Linked DNA regions of Homo sapiens: region 1 is linked to region 2. A link is a contact called in ENCODE Hi-C or POLR2A ChIA-PET data. All regions are on one chromosome and are shown on one strand. Each heading gives the region's core, a stretch centred on a gene start or an enhancer-like site at or near the end of the contact. The rest is flanking DNA. Distances are from core to core; before and after follow the strand shown. Region 1 overlaps PRKCE (protein kinase C epsilon). Region 2 overlaps PRKCE (protein kinase C epsilon).

Region 1 (7,365 bases), core at 3,396-5,895, 46 kb after region 2:
GCATTCTGTGGATTTGGACAAATGGACAGTGCTCGTTATCTACCATGATAGTATCATACAGATTAGCTGGATGGCCCTGGAAAATTGCCTGCTTCCACTTATCTCTTTAGATCCTTTCTCCTCCTTAAGGCTTCTTGGCCCTGTAGACTCCTTACCCTGTGGAGAGGGGTCATGGCCAGAAGAGGCCAGCATGGGCCCAAGGCAGGGGCTGCTTGTGCCCAGGTCTAAGCCTGGTTCTGCTACTATGATTACTAAGAAAAAGAAATCAAGACTTAGTGACCTGCAAGCATCCCCGAGCAAGTCCCTATGAAGCTGGCTCTTGCACCCATGCAGCCTGGCCCTGTTCCTGGCTTTGGCAGGTGCCCTATGCCACCCTTTGCTGCTTAGGAAGACTCAGCCAGGCTTTCTGTCTTGCTGGACCATGCTAGCAGGGCCTGCTAGGCTGGAGCTCTGGTCCCCTGGTCCTGGCTGGAGATCATCTATTTGGCCTGCTGCCCTATGGCTTCAGCTTTTTTGCCATTCCCGTTCCCATTCCTGGAAATAGATTACAGTATTTTCAGCAAAACAGGTTTCTTCAGAGCTTGGGTCTACGAGGAGGGATCCATGAGACTGTCCTGGTCACTCTTTCTCCAGTCTAAAACTGTCTGAGCCACACAGGTTCAAGCATTGTGTGTGTACCCTTCTGGGGACTGTCCCTTTGTCAGCCAGGTAGAGGGAGCATAATTATGTCTGCTTTTATGACAAGGAAATGGAAATCTGGAAAGAGTGGGTGCATGCAGGGCATACAACCAGGAACTGTGGGGCAACCAGCCCTTGTCCTTTGCAGCCCACAGCCACAGAGGGGCCAGACCCTTGCAGGATGCTCACACGATCATTGGGTAACTGAGATCCTTAACCGAGGGCAGAAAAATGCTGGCACAAAGTGAGCAGGCAAAATAGTTCATTTCTTTCTTTCATTTTGTGACTCAAGTGCCTGCTGCGTCTGAGTCTCTCCAGACTCATTCGTGGGTCTGTCCGAGCCCCTCAACCACTATTAAACAGTCCAGAAATCAGCTTCCCAGGTTCCAGGAGCAGCATCGCTAGTCTCGGGCATTTGTAGCCTTTTCATTCTGCACTTTGTTGGAACAGTGCTGCCTTCTCCAATCTCAGGTTCACTGGCACCATGGGCCTCTCTGGGGCCCTTTTCCACCTGTTTTATTTTCCCATTGACACATGGAGTCAGTGGCCCCTGGAGGCAGAGACACCCAATACCCTTTGATTGCAGTTTCCTTCTCTAGAGAAGATCCAGTTCTCACCTGCCCCCGTCCCATCCCCCACACTCATGTCTCAGCACAGCTGCTCTGAAGTCATCGGGCACCAAGGGGCAACTTCACAGGAAAGCCAGACCTCCTGACGGAGCCTGCAGTTGGGCCTGCGGGGGCCTGTGGAAGCGGAAGCCCTGCTTTTTCTCATCCCCATCTGGGGTGAATGCTCTGCACCTGCTGTCCTCCAGGACAGGGGACGAGGCACAGGGAGGAAGGTGTACTCCACGAAGACCTGGCCTGGAGATTCCTAAAGAATCTTCTTCCTCGCTCCTGCCTCTCTCTGACACACATCTTAATAACTGCTCTGATCTGCGGCTGTTTTCAGGGGCCAAGGGGACAGGGTGTCCCCTCCTCTCCAGTAAGTAGTAAACAGGAGTGGTGGCCTGAAGAGATCACAGGCTAGGATTTGGAGGAGCTGTCCTGGTTTGGGTACTGCCTAGCTGGGAGGTTGCAAGCAGGTCACCCTGGCTTAGTGCCCTTGGCTTTTAACCCCAACTGCCCTCTTCCCTTCTGAGGACAGTAATAAAAAATAAAAATGGAGTGATCTTAGCCACATACCTTGGGGTGGCTGTGCAGAGCCATAAAGATGAAAGAAAGGCCTGCCTGTCTCCCTCCTTCCTTCCTTTCCTTGTTTAAAAAAAAAAAAAAGTATTTTGGATACTTAAAAACACTAAAAACATGCAGAATAATTTTTAATTTTCAACATTTCTGAAAATGTCAGTCCTTTACTATTTTTAACAGCTAGGTCCCTTGTCGTAACTTCAACTTTTATTTTTAGAATTATAAAGAGCACAATACATAAATACATTCTCACTGTTCTTACTGTCAAAGATCCAAGCAAGACTGAAGTTAGATATATATTAAAAATATTAAAGGCTTTCTTTATATTCTCTTTCCACTTTCATCCTCAGACTTCTAAAAATGTGCTATGGGTCCTCTTACTTCTAAAAATGTCCTCTTTTTGTGTGCCTTTGCTGCACGGATACTCACACACACTGCGTTAGAGTCTATTGCTACATAACAAATGACCCCAGGACATAGTGGTGTAAAACAACCAATACTTATTTTCTCAGAGTTTCCGCTGGTCAGAAATCTGGATGGAGCTTAGCTGGGTGCATCTGACTCTCATGAGGTTTCAGTCAAGCTGAGAGCTGGGGCTGTTGTCTCATCTGAAAACTCAACTGGAAGAGGATCCACTTCCAAGCTCGCCCACATGGCCACTGACCAGAAACATCAGTTCTCTGCCGTATGGGCCTCTCCACACAGTGACTGGCTTCCTTCAATGCAAACAAGAAAGTGAGAAAAGATGCCCCAGACACGAGGCAATGGGACATCTTATCGCTTTTGATGTTTTCTGTTCATTAGAAGAGAATCACTACGTCCAGTCCTCTCCAAGGGAGGGAGTTACATAAAAGCATGAACACTATGAGGCAGGGGCAATCAGGAGGCAGCTTAGGGGCTGCCTGGCACACCTGCACCTCCCCATCCACATCCCCTTCGCCTCCTCACAAATGCAATCGTCTTGTCTATGGGGTCTACCCTGACCACTGGGTAGCTCTCAAGCTCTTGTCTCTCGTCTCTTACTTCCTCTGCTTTTTTTTCTAACATAGCACTTATCATCTTCTAATATTCTAAATTACTTTCTTTTTTTTTTTTTTGAGATGGAGTCTCGCTCTGTTGCCCAGGCTGGAGTGCAGTGACATGATCTCGGCTCTCAGCTCACTGCAACTTTCACCTCCCAGGTTCAAGCAATTCTCCTGCCTCAGCCTCTGGAGTAGCTGGGACTATAGGTGCATGCCACCACACTAGGCTAATTTTTGTATTTTTAATAGAGACAGGGTTTCACCATGTTGGCCAGGCTGGTCTCAAACTCCTGACCTCAAGTGATCCGTCCTCCTCAGCCTCCCAAAGTGCTGGGATTACAGGTGTGAGCCACTGCACCCAGTCTAAATTACTTGTATAATGTTAGTTTCTTTCTTTCTTCCTTTCTTTCTTTCTTCTTTTTTTTTTTTGACAGAGTCTCACTTTGTCACCCAGGCTGGAGTGCAGCGGTGCAATCTCAGCTCACTGCAACCTCTGCCTCCTGGGTTCAAGTGATCTTCCTGCCTCAGCCTCCCAAGTAGCTGGGATTACAGGCACCTGCCACCACGCCCGGCAAATTTTTACATTTTTAGTAGAGATGGGGTTTCATCATGTTGGCCAGGGTGGTCTTTAGCTCCCAACCTCAAGTGATCCACCTACCTCAGCCTCCCAACGTGCTGGGATTACAGGCATGAGCCACCACGCCAGACCTTATAATGTTAATTTCTGTCTCTCCCAATCCAAATACAAGGTCCATGAGGACAGAGATTTTTTTTTGTCTGTTTTATTCTCTGTTTACCCAGCATCTAGAACAGTGCCTGCACACTGACATCCAATAAATATTTGTTAATTCAATCCTCCGTGCATAGTTATATAATTTGCTTTTCTACAGTATGTCTTGGAGTATTTCCAAGGCAGTGTACAGACATCTACTTTACTTACTAGAAAGAGTCCACATTGTGGATGTTCCGTAGATTGTTTAAAATGTTGCCCTCTTGATGGATGTTTACTGGTTTGTGTGTTGTCGCCATTTTAATTTATGCTGTCACAGACATCCTCATACATACCTTTTCATGCATATGTGTGAATAATTATGAAAGAAAGGCCCACAGAAATCAAACAATCACTTTAAACCCTTGTCTTTTTGTGGTTGAATTATACAAGGAGGGAATTACATAAGGGCACTTTTACTTGTTTGCTTTAAAGTCAAGCCATGTTAATGGACTGCTTTACCTTCCTTTTCATTGACGTTTAATTTGTGTGGCTTGCATGGTGAGCTTGGGATTCTAGTTCCCTGTTATCTATTGGGTCTGGTCTGAGAGGTGTCATTTATGCCACTGTAGTACTACTACTTTCCGTAGAGTTAGAATAACTGAAAAGCATGTTGTCCTGATTTGTGCAAGGCGTCGTGGTGAACCTGGAGATAAAACATTACTTTAGTTCTCTAGAAACTTGCACTGTGCTTGGTCATTGAACATAATAAGTGAAATCATAGGCGATAATTCAGGCATTGAGTCAGAAATAAGTGTGAGCAATTTACAGGCAAGAGAGGGCCTGGAAAGGGGTGTAGGGAGAAAGAATGCCACAGGAGTGCTTTGGTTGACTCAGAATCCTTTGCAGTAACATCCACAATGCCTGGGGACCATGAGAATGTCCCCTGTACACGTGGCAGATTGGCTGAAAATTCAGTCTGAGCTTTGATCTGAGGAATGCTGGGTAGCAGACAAGCGGCCGATCGTGGTCCCCGGAAAGCTCTGAGTCACGGTTCTGGTGTGATCAGGACTCCAAAATCTCTTTCTGGTGATGACATTTGGCCCAGCATGACCCCAGGGGGGCATCCCTCTTACCTCCTTTCTCCTCATTCTGCGTGAACGACTTTGCGGTCGTTCACTCTCACACCCCTGCCAACTTCCATTGCACAAGCACACAATTTCCCATTTGCAAATATTTGCTCTCTGTCTCTGAGCTTGGCATGACTGGAACCTGTTATGAAATCAAACCATTGCCCTGGCTCACCCTCAAGGGCCAAATTACCCCAACATAAAGAAATTCCTGCAGCATACATGGGCCTGGGCCCCTCCTTAGGAGTGGCTCTGTCACCATTCCCAGAAGGTTGTCTGCTTGCTTTGGAGGAATTCCCAGGAGCCTGGCCTGCCTTTTGCTTCAATCTCAGCTATAAAAAGGGTGGAAACATGGAAACCAAGTCTCTCCAAATGACGGTAGGATGTGTGATAGAAGGTGAAAGTCAGAGTGCCTGAACCCCAGTGTGTCCCCAGACAACACTGCTGCTGCTGCACCACCCAGCACATAGTAGGTCCTCAACAAATGTGTGGTGAATAGCTGGGTAGTAGTAGAAGAGCGCTTCTCTTTTTGTAAGAGCCCCTGGCAAAGCAGATCTATTTCTTCCCGGTACAACTTTATCCAAATGAAACCAGTGAAAGTGAGCACTGAGAGGCATTCTGGAAAGAGAAGCCTTAAAGGGCAGCCTAGGGCTGGGAGTGGATTGGCAGCAGGGGCTCACGGCCTTTGGCCTTGGTGCTCCCCAGTAGTGTTGTGAGGGGTGGGGGTGGGTGGTTCATTTGGCCACATTAATGCAAATGCATCTCAGGTTTCTTTTGGTTCCAACAGGGACGCCCACTGTCCTTTGCTGGTCTGTGGCCTCCCAGTGACACCTGCAGCCTCCAGGAGCCCATCTTGCTCCCGTTATGGCTGCCCAGAGTAACTGGAGCTCCCCTTCCTCACCACTTTGCCCTGGCATTTCCAGACTTTTCAAAGCACTTTCAAAGTCACTATCTCACATCGTGCATGCTAACTGATGTGTGATTGAGATTTTTTTTACATATTAAGATGAGTACATAACTCAGGGGAAATAGCAGACTTTTTAAAAATAAAAGGCAAAGTCCTCAAAACCAAAACCAAAAAAAGATACCCCCTTTGCCGACCTGCCAGCCCAAGTTGTTTTGTCAGGACAGACAGGTCTGGCATTTCAACACCAGAGGGAGCTAGTGGTCAAGTTATGTAGACAAGTTAGTTGCCCTTCTCAAGAAATTCTCAACTTGGCTCTTTTATTCTCTTTTCCGTCACTTCACAGAGAGGCAGAAGACAGCTTTCATGGGTTTGGTGGGTGGAGCAGGTGTGGTGAATGAGCATCAAAGGGCAGCTGATGCAATGAGGCAGGGTAGTGGGGACAGAATTCTGGGCACAGTGCTGTTGCCTGGTCTCTGATCAGCCCGCGGATCAGAGTTATTAGTGATAACTCCATTAGTCAAGTCGGTGCCATGGCCTGGCTGCGCTGGAGTTTTCTTGTTTGTTTTTGTCCTGAGAAAGCCACCCTGCCACCACCTCACCCCACCCCCACCTTTAGCCCAATGGGCATCTTGGGTTCAGTAGCTCAGTTGAACTGTCCAGGCTGGTCTGGGGGGGCTCTCTCCAGACAGGTGACCAGGTTATGTAGAGCATTACGGAGATCTGGCTGCTTATCCTGCCTGGCTTCACTCCAGGAACAGTTTTGGTTTTTAAACATTTTTAGTAGACTTTACTTTTTAGAGTAGTTTTAGGTTCACAACAAAATAGGTCAAAGGTATAAAGATTTTCCACAAACCTTCTGCCTCCACACATGCACGGCCTCCCTCACCATCAGCATTCTGCAACGGAGTGGTATATTTGTTAACGGTCAGTGAACCTTCATTGACACATCATCATCAAAGTCCATAGTTTACATTAGGGCTCACTCTTGGTGGTGTACATTTCCATGATTTTGGACAAATGTATAATGACATGAATCTACCATTATAGTATCTTACAGAATAGTTTTACTGCACTAAAAATCCTCTGTGTTCTGCTTCTTCATCCCTCCCTCTCTCCTAACCCCTGGTAACCACTAAACTTTTTACCATTTTCATAGTTTTACCTTTTCCAGAATGTCCTATAGTTGGAATGATACAGGGGATAGCCTTTTGAGATTGGCACCTTTCACTTAGCAATATGCATTTAATGTTCTGCTATGTCTTTTCACAGTTGCTAACTCACTTCTTTTTAAGGCTGGATAATATTTCAGTGTCTGGATATACCATAGTTTATCCGTTCACCTACTAAAGGACATTTTGCTTGCTTTCAAGTTTTGGCAATTATGAATACAACTGCTATAAACATCCATGTGCGGGTTTTTATATGAACATAACTCTTCACCTCATTTGGGTAAATATCAGTAGTGTAATTGCTGGATCTTATGGTAATGGTATATTTAGTTTTGTAAGAAACTGCCAAACTGTCTCTCAAAGTGGCTGGACCACTATGCATTCCTACCAGCAATGAATAAAAAGTTCCTGTTGCTTCATATCCTGAATGGCATTGGGTGTTATCAGTTACCTCCTTGTATTTTGGCCATTTTAATAGGTGTGTAGTGGTATCTCATTGTTTTAATTTGTAATTTCCTAATGACACATGAAGTGGAGCATCTTCTCCTATGCTTATTTACCAT
Region 2 (6,904 bases), core at 437-2,936:
GTACGTTTTACTTTATGTAAATTCGTCCTCAATTTATTTTTATGTATTTAGTTTTTTGAGACAGGGTCTTGCTCTGTCGCCCAGGCTGGAGTACAGTGATGTGATCTCAGCTCACTGCAACCGCAGCCTCCCAGGCTCGAATGATACTCCCGCCTCAGTCTCCCAAGTAGCCGGGACTACAGGTGCGTGCCACCATACCCGGCTAATTTTTTTTTTTTTTTTTTTTTTTTTTTGTAGAGACAGGATTTTGCCATGTTGCCTAGGCTAGTCTCGAAGTCCTGGGCTCAAGCGATCCATCCACCTTGGCCTCCCAAAGTGCTGGGATTACAGGCATGAGCCACTGTGCTGGGCAATCCTCAATTTAAAAACAAAAACACAAAAACCTCAAGTGACTTCACTTATAAATCTTTGGACATTTAGGTTGGCGGATTCCCTTTGAAACCATTTTGCAAATGGATACAGAGGTGGCCCTAGGTAGAGTGGGGACACCTGTTTTTGTGCCCTCAGCCTTCCCTATCCCTGCCCTTTTCCTTTCCAGTAATGCTTCTTCCACTTCTTGTTCCTCTTTCAACTTCCCCCCTTCCTGAGCCTTCCATTGCCAAAACTTTCTCGCATTAGGCAGGGAAACGATGGCCACACCAATGCATTAAGAGTAAGATGTGTTCTGTGAGGATTTCAGTTTCAGAGGAACACCTGGGGAAGGCTGCTGTGTGAGTCCATTCTTGCCTTGCTATAAAGGAATTATTGAGGCCGGGTAATTTATAAAGAAAAGAGGTTTAATTGGCTCACAGTTCTGCAGGCTGTACAAGCATGGCACCAACATCTGCTTGGCTTCTGGTGAGGGCCTCAGGAAGCTTACGATCATGGCAGACGGTGAAGGGGAAGCCAGCATGTCACATGGCGAGAGCTGAAGCAAGAGCGGGGAGGTGTCATACTCTGTCAAACAACTGGATCTCATGTGAACTCAGAGTAAGAACTCTTGTTATCAGGACAGCCCCAAGCCATTCATGAGGGATCCGCCCTGTGACTCAAACACCTCCCACCAGGTCCCACCTCCAACATTGGGGATTACACTTCAACATCAGATTTGGAGAGGACAAACGTCGAAACTATATCAGCCAGGCTACACCACAACCACAGCCGTCACTGGTTGAGCACATGCTATGTACCAGGCACCATACTAAGTGCTTTCCATGAGCTATCACGTTCAACCCTCACAGTCCCCTGCAAGGCAGGTACTCTTATTACCCCTTCCTCAGAGAAGTTTTAAAGAGATGCTGCATAACTGTGCTCCACTGGTGGGGGGCCAGATTAGAACACAGGCATCTGGCAAAGCCAGGGCTGTCTGTCTTTATACAACCCCTTGACAGAAAAGAATGACTTGTTAATGGTGGAATGTCCTGTACTGATGGGGGAAGACCATTTGAAGGACTTCTCTATCTCCTTAAAAGACACCACATGAATGGCCACTTATCCCTATGTGTGAAGCCATGGTTGAATGGTAGTGATGATAAACCAAAAAATGGGGTGGATTCAGTGCAGTGCTCTGCATGTACAAGTTGTTTTGTGTTCATTAATGACTAGGGCTACTGTTAATAGCTCTGGACAGGATTGGTTATGAATGTGGCACATGCCCTCCCAGGGCGTAGGATGTTGGCCAGATACCAACCAAGGTGGCCAGAGTTTGCAGAACCACTTTGTAAAGGAATGAGGAGGAGCCCTGCATCCCTTAAATCCCTGCCCACAACTGGGTTCTGAGACCACAGGACTCTTGATAAGATTGTGGTGGTTTGTGAGTTATGCCCGGTCATCTATGACTAACAGTGCAGTGAGGCCATTTGGCCTATTTGCTTTTCCATTTTTTTTCTGGCTCTCTTCACTTGAATCTACTTTCCATTTAAAATTTATGATACGGTTTATAAATGACCCAAGTCAGAACCTTGGGATGTGCTGGCTCAGCTCTTCCCAGGGCTTACAGGGGAAGCAGGTACAATGGAAACATCTGTCTATTTGATGGGAGAGAATGCAAAGGCCTAGAAAACAGAACTGTCTAATCCCAAAGACATCAGCCTTCCAGCTCTTGTTCAAACAAGGTCAACGATGGTGAGAATCCCCCTGCCAGCTCATTGCCTCTAATCTTGGTGAAATCCATGCTGGTGCTCTGGGAAATAGCCAGTTATAGGAAGTTTTTGGTGGAGTTCCATGGAGGAGGAGGTGAATTAAAAGCCAGAGGAACCAGGTTGTGATAAAGGTACCAATATGACATGCTGGGTTAATAGCTCCCCTGCCTGCCCCATGGGATTTTGGTGGAAAGAAAGTATCAATAAACATGGGTGTGACCATGTTCTGGAACAGTTCAGGATGCTGCACCAGTGCAAGCCTTAGCTATCACTCCGCCTTAGAGGGGTCAACTCCTATTAACTGTGCATATGTAAAGTCTCCTTGGGTGGGCTTGCCACAGCCAGGAGCTCCAAGAACTGCTGACTGATGTCAGCAAACCCAGTAGACCTAGACTCTATGAGATATTCAGCTTCTCATCTTTCAGCACCCTCTAAAGGAATTCACATCAGAATAGGCTAGACAGAAAACTCTCTCAACCTCTCTCCATCACCTGGTGTGTTTATTGTTATTGCAAAACAGTACCACCTAAAGTGTGGTATATCTGTGCAATCGAATGTTATTCAGAAATAAAAAAGAAATGAAGTCTGAGACATGCTACAATATGGATGAACCTTAATCACTATGCTGAGTGAAAGATGCCAGTTGCAAAAGACCACATATTGTATGATTCTATTTGTGATATGTCCAAAATAGGAACATCCATAGAGATAAAGTAAATTAGTGATTGCCAGGAGCCAGGGGGTGGGGGAGAGAGGCAGGCGTGAATGAGGGATGCCTGGTAAAGGGTGTGGAACTTCTGTTTGCGGGGGATGAAAATGTTCTAAAATTGACTGTAGGGATGATTACATGACAGAATATATACAAAACCAGTGATGGTATACTTTCAACAGGTGAATTGTATAGTATGTGAATTATATCTCAAACTGTTACTTAAGACAAATTATGCAAACTAAAATAACAATATTAAAATAAAATAATACTAAAATAACCTAATAACAATACTAACACAGCTATTTGAACTTTTGCATATCATCATCTGATCTTTGGCAGCTTGGAGACATCTTTTTGTGTGGTTACAGTCACAGTGTGCTGTTTTCAGTTGTCTATAGTCCTTATAATTCTGTCAGTTTGATATTTTGCTTAATTATTTTCCAATTGATAGGCACTTAGGCTTCCAGACTTCTTGTGGTGATGGTTGTTACTACAAACAGCATTTCTGTAGAATTAAAACGTTTCTTTAGGATTTTCTTTGAAGTGGGACTATCGAGTCAAAATTTCTTGCTCTAAAGTGTATATTTCTTTTATAACCTATTGTACTTAATAAAGTTTGGAGTTGTAAAAATGACGAGAAACAGGAGGAAGTTAGAGAACTACGTATATGTGAAGTCCGCAGTGTTGTTTTTGTACAGTAATAAGACTGACCTGCCACCCCATCCTAGACCATGTTCAGGCATTGCTCACCTACGTGAATGTCTTATATCTAAGTGGTAGGCACTGGCTGATAACTGGAGAACAATTTGTGAATTGCATCTGTTTCAAAGTTGTACTGTGCAGAACAATCACTTATTAGTGTTCATGTTACATCTTCAAATTCAATGCACTGGGGTTAAGTCTCCTTGCTATACCCATAACGTGGCACATGCAAAATAAAACAAATGCTCATTGGCACATAGACATACAGAGCCTTTAAAAACATTGGAAATATTTCCAATATAGATGAAAAAGCAAGAATGATTTAGTGACAACCTAATAAACCATAGTTAGCAAATATAAAAATTTTGTATTCGGGCTGCGTGCAGTGGCTCATGCCTGTAATCCTAGTACTTGGGGAGGCCAAGGTGGGATGATCGCTTGAGGGCAGGAGTTCAAGAGCAGCCTGGGCAACACACTGAGACCCTGTCTCTAAAAAATATTTAAAAATTAGCTGGCATGGTGGTGTATGCCTGTAGTCCCAGCTACTCAAGAGGCTGAGGTGGGAGGATTGCTTGAGCCCAGGAGCTCGAGGCTGCAATGAGCTATGCCAGCAGCACTGCACTCTAGCCTGGGTGACAGAGTGAGACCTTGTCTCTTAAAAAAATTTTTTTTTCACTTGCTTTCTTGACGAAATAAAACATCAGAGTCAGTTCAAGTCTCCTTGTTGGGGGATTCCTGCTCTTTCTGTCTGCCCAGAGATAACCCCTGGGCTGAAGTTGGTGTTTAGCTCATTCATATGTGAACACTTAAAAAAATATATACAAGACTGCCAATATATGTTTGTTTTGTGAATTTTACTTTATATAAATGGTATACTGTACACATTGTTTTGTAACTTGCTTTTTAAATGGAACATAATTTTATAGATTTATCTGTGATATAGATCTGGTTCATTCATTTTAATTCTCTATGCTATTCCTCGAATGACAATACAGTATCACAGTTTTTACCCATTCATTTGTTAGCAGACATTTAAGTTGTTTTCAGTTTTTTATGACCACAAACAGTGTTCTAGTGAACATCGTTGCATGTGTCTCCTTGGGTATAAGTGTGCAAATCTCTCTAAGATATATACATGTATACTGAGGAAGGACCTGCTGGGTTGTAGAATATGCACATCCTCAGCTTAGCTGACTATTGTGTGATTGCTTATCAACATGGTTACATTAGCTCACATCCCCACCGGCAGTATGCAAGAGTTGCTTTACATCCTTACTAACCCTTTAATGTCAGATTTTAATTTTTGTCAACTAATAAATACGATGTGGCATCCCACTGTTTTAATTTGTATTGCCCTGATTACCTTTAAAATATTCTTTTAGGACTATTGGCCGATGAATTGTTCATTTATTTTGCTTGTTTTTTTTTTTTTTTTGATTGTTGTTTTTTTTTTTTCCTTGAGGGTAGGAGTTTTTAATATACATTGAACTAAATCTGAGTCTGCTACATGTTGCAAATGTCTTTTCTCGGTATCTTTTTCTTGTCATTATTTATGGTGTCTTCTGTGCAGAAGTCTTACATTTTAATGATCATAGTTGGTGTTTGCTTTTTGCTTTCTGTTTAATAAATCTTCCCCTATCTAAATGACACAAATGCTTTCCTGTTTATTTTTTAAATAAAAGTTTTTATGTTTTGCTTTTTGCACTGGGTCTAACAGTTTTTTCTCCCCCAGTTTGACAACCATGGACCTAGGATCATATTTATCGGTCCATGTTTTCCCTCTTGAACCTCCTGTTTCTCATCTCTGTTCTATCCCTTTGGTCTGTCCCGCTGATACACCATGTTTTAATTGCTTTGACTGTGAAATTTTGATATTTGATAGCGAAGCCTTCATTCTTTGTTGTTTTTTTTTTTAAAGAAAACTCAGTCCAAATATTCTTTATTCTTATCAAATTTTTTGTTGCTTTTTTGGCCATTTTTCTTCTGTGAATTTTAGGATTAGCTTTTCAATTTCTGTGAGAAACCTAGTAGGATTTAAGTTGAAAATGCATTAATTTTTGAATTACTGATGAGAATGGTTATTACATCTATTCAAGTTTTTAATTTCTTTTTAAGTATTATGAAGCAGAACACTTGCCTAAAATGAATGCTTAGAAAATATGTCTCTAATTGGCATCCTGGGAACATAACAAAATAGTTTTCTGCAAAAATGAAATTTTGACCAAAGGCTGAAGCCGTCTTCAGTGAAGTTGTTTTTACCTTTACTGAAAATCAATATATTTACCAAAAATGAATGCTTAGTTTTAACACTAGGAGTAAAAACAGATCACTGCTTTATACACCAGACCATTTATTACCCCATCATGGGACATCAGCCAATCTCTGGTCTTTAGGAGAATGCATTTTATTCCCACTTCTTCTTATGAAAAGCTTTAAATGAAATTTTCTGGCAGAATTTCAGTTACACTGAGTTAATTTATTTCTGCTTCTCACATTCTAATTTTGAGGATGGCAGATAAAGATGTCACAGCACATTTGCATGAGGAACTCTGGCTGGATGAGGAGAAAATAACTTCAAGGTCATTACCAGGGTTTATGCTCGACTGTGCCCCAGTTTCCCCTGGGATTACAAGATGCCTGGTTTGATGATGCCCAGGCCAAGTGTCTAATAAGCCATGGAGTGAAAAAGGTTACTTCAAGCACGCAGAGGGCAAAGCGAGAGATGGATATCAAGGGGCGGGGTGCAGATCCACCCTTGTGTCTGCCAAGTGTCTGTTGTTCACACTTCCGTTGGCTCAAGGTGAGAAGTGCTTGGGGACAGCAACAGCAGCTGGTGGACAAGAGGGAGTACTGGTGTTCCTAGAGGACCAACTTTCCTAGAGGACCTCTCAGAACTGGCTCCTCTAATTAAGTCCTGGAACTATCAGCCTCATTTCTTTGACTTATCTCTGCCCACTTGGTGGCTCCCGATCTGAGATCATGTTCACTTGGCCACCAAGACAAAAGCTCCAAATAGTGTCCTTGTACATCCCCAGTCATGACTGTGAATTGCACTACAATCCTGCCCACAGCTTAATGCTCGGTGCCCAAACCATCACTGTAAAGCCAGTGTTCAAACACTATCGTGTTATCCGGTGCTGCTCTGGCTGCAAAAGATTTCCTGGGGAGTTGATTAAAGTTACAGATTTTCAAGCCTCACCCAGTGGAATTGGGGAGTGGCTCTGGAGTTTATGGCTTCACTAGCTTCCCAGGTGATTCTGGTAAGTAGCCCAGATTGGGAACCACTGCTTTAGACAACTTTAACCTAAGGCTCTAAGGAGGAACCCAGTCCTCTGGGAAACAGCTTCATACAGACTGTCGAGGAAGTCGT

What was found. Hi-C counts contacts between places; a loop is a spot of excess contacts on that map. ChIA-PET counts read pairs that join two places held with the same protein, here RNA polymerase II (POLR2A). Pooled maps may share reads with other maps.
Region 1: a map of PC-3 shows a loop between it and region 2 (6-fold over the local background). The contact joins two enhancer-like sites. A Hi-C loop is called at or near these places in 5 of 168 maps with a recorded cell type or tissue (IMR-90, MCF 10A, PC-3 and 2 more) and 3 of 50 pooled maps. POLR2A ChIA-PET finds 5 or more read pairs at or near these places in 9 of 52 experiments (A549, GM12878, H1 and 6 more).

Annotation. Positions count from the first base shown.
Region 1 is chr2:45,987,711-45,995,075 of GRCh38, forward strand. All of the region lies in intron 6 of PRKCE (protein kinase C epsilon), which reads left to right. Among named protein-coding and RNA genes, the nearest start is that of EPAS1, 310 kb to the right of the region's middle. Within about 2 kb of position 4,646, at least 16 of the 41 ENCODE cell types and tissues checked have a DNase peak (open chromatin) inside an H3K27ac peak, as active enhancers do; they include PC-3, where a contact is called at or near this core.
Region 2 is chr2:45,944,450-45,951,353 of GRCh38, forward strand. The region is part of intron 2 of PRKCE (protein kinase C epsilon); the gene reads left to right. Among named protein-coding and RNA genes, the nearest start is that of PRKCE-AS1, 270 kb to the left of the region's middle. Within about 2 kb of position 1,687, at least 2 of the 41 ENCODE cell types and tissues checked have a DNase peak (open chromatin) inside an H3K27ac peak, as active enhancers do; they include PC-3, where a contact is called at or near this core.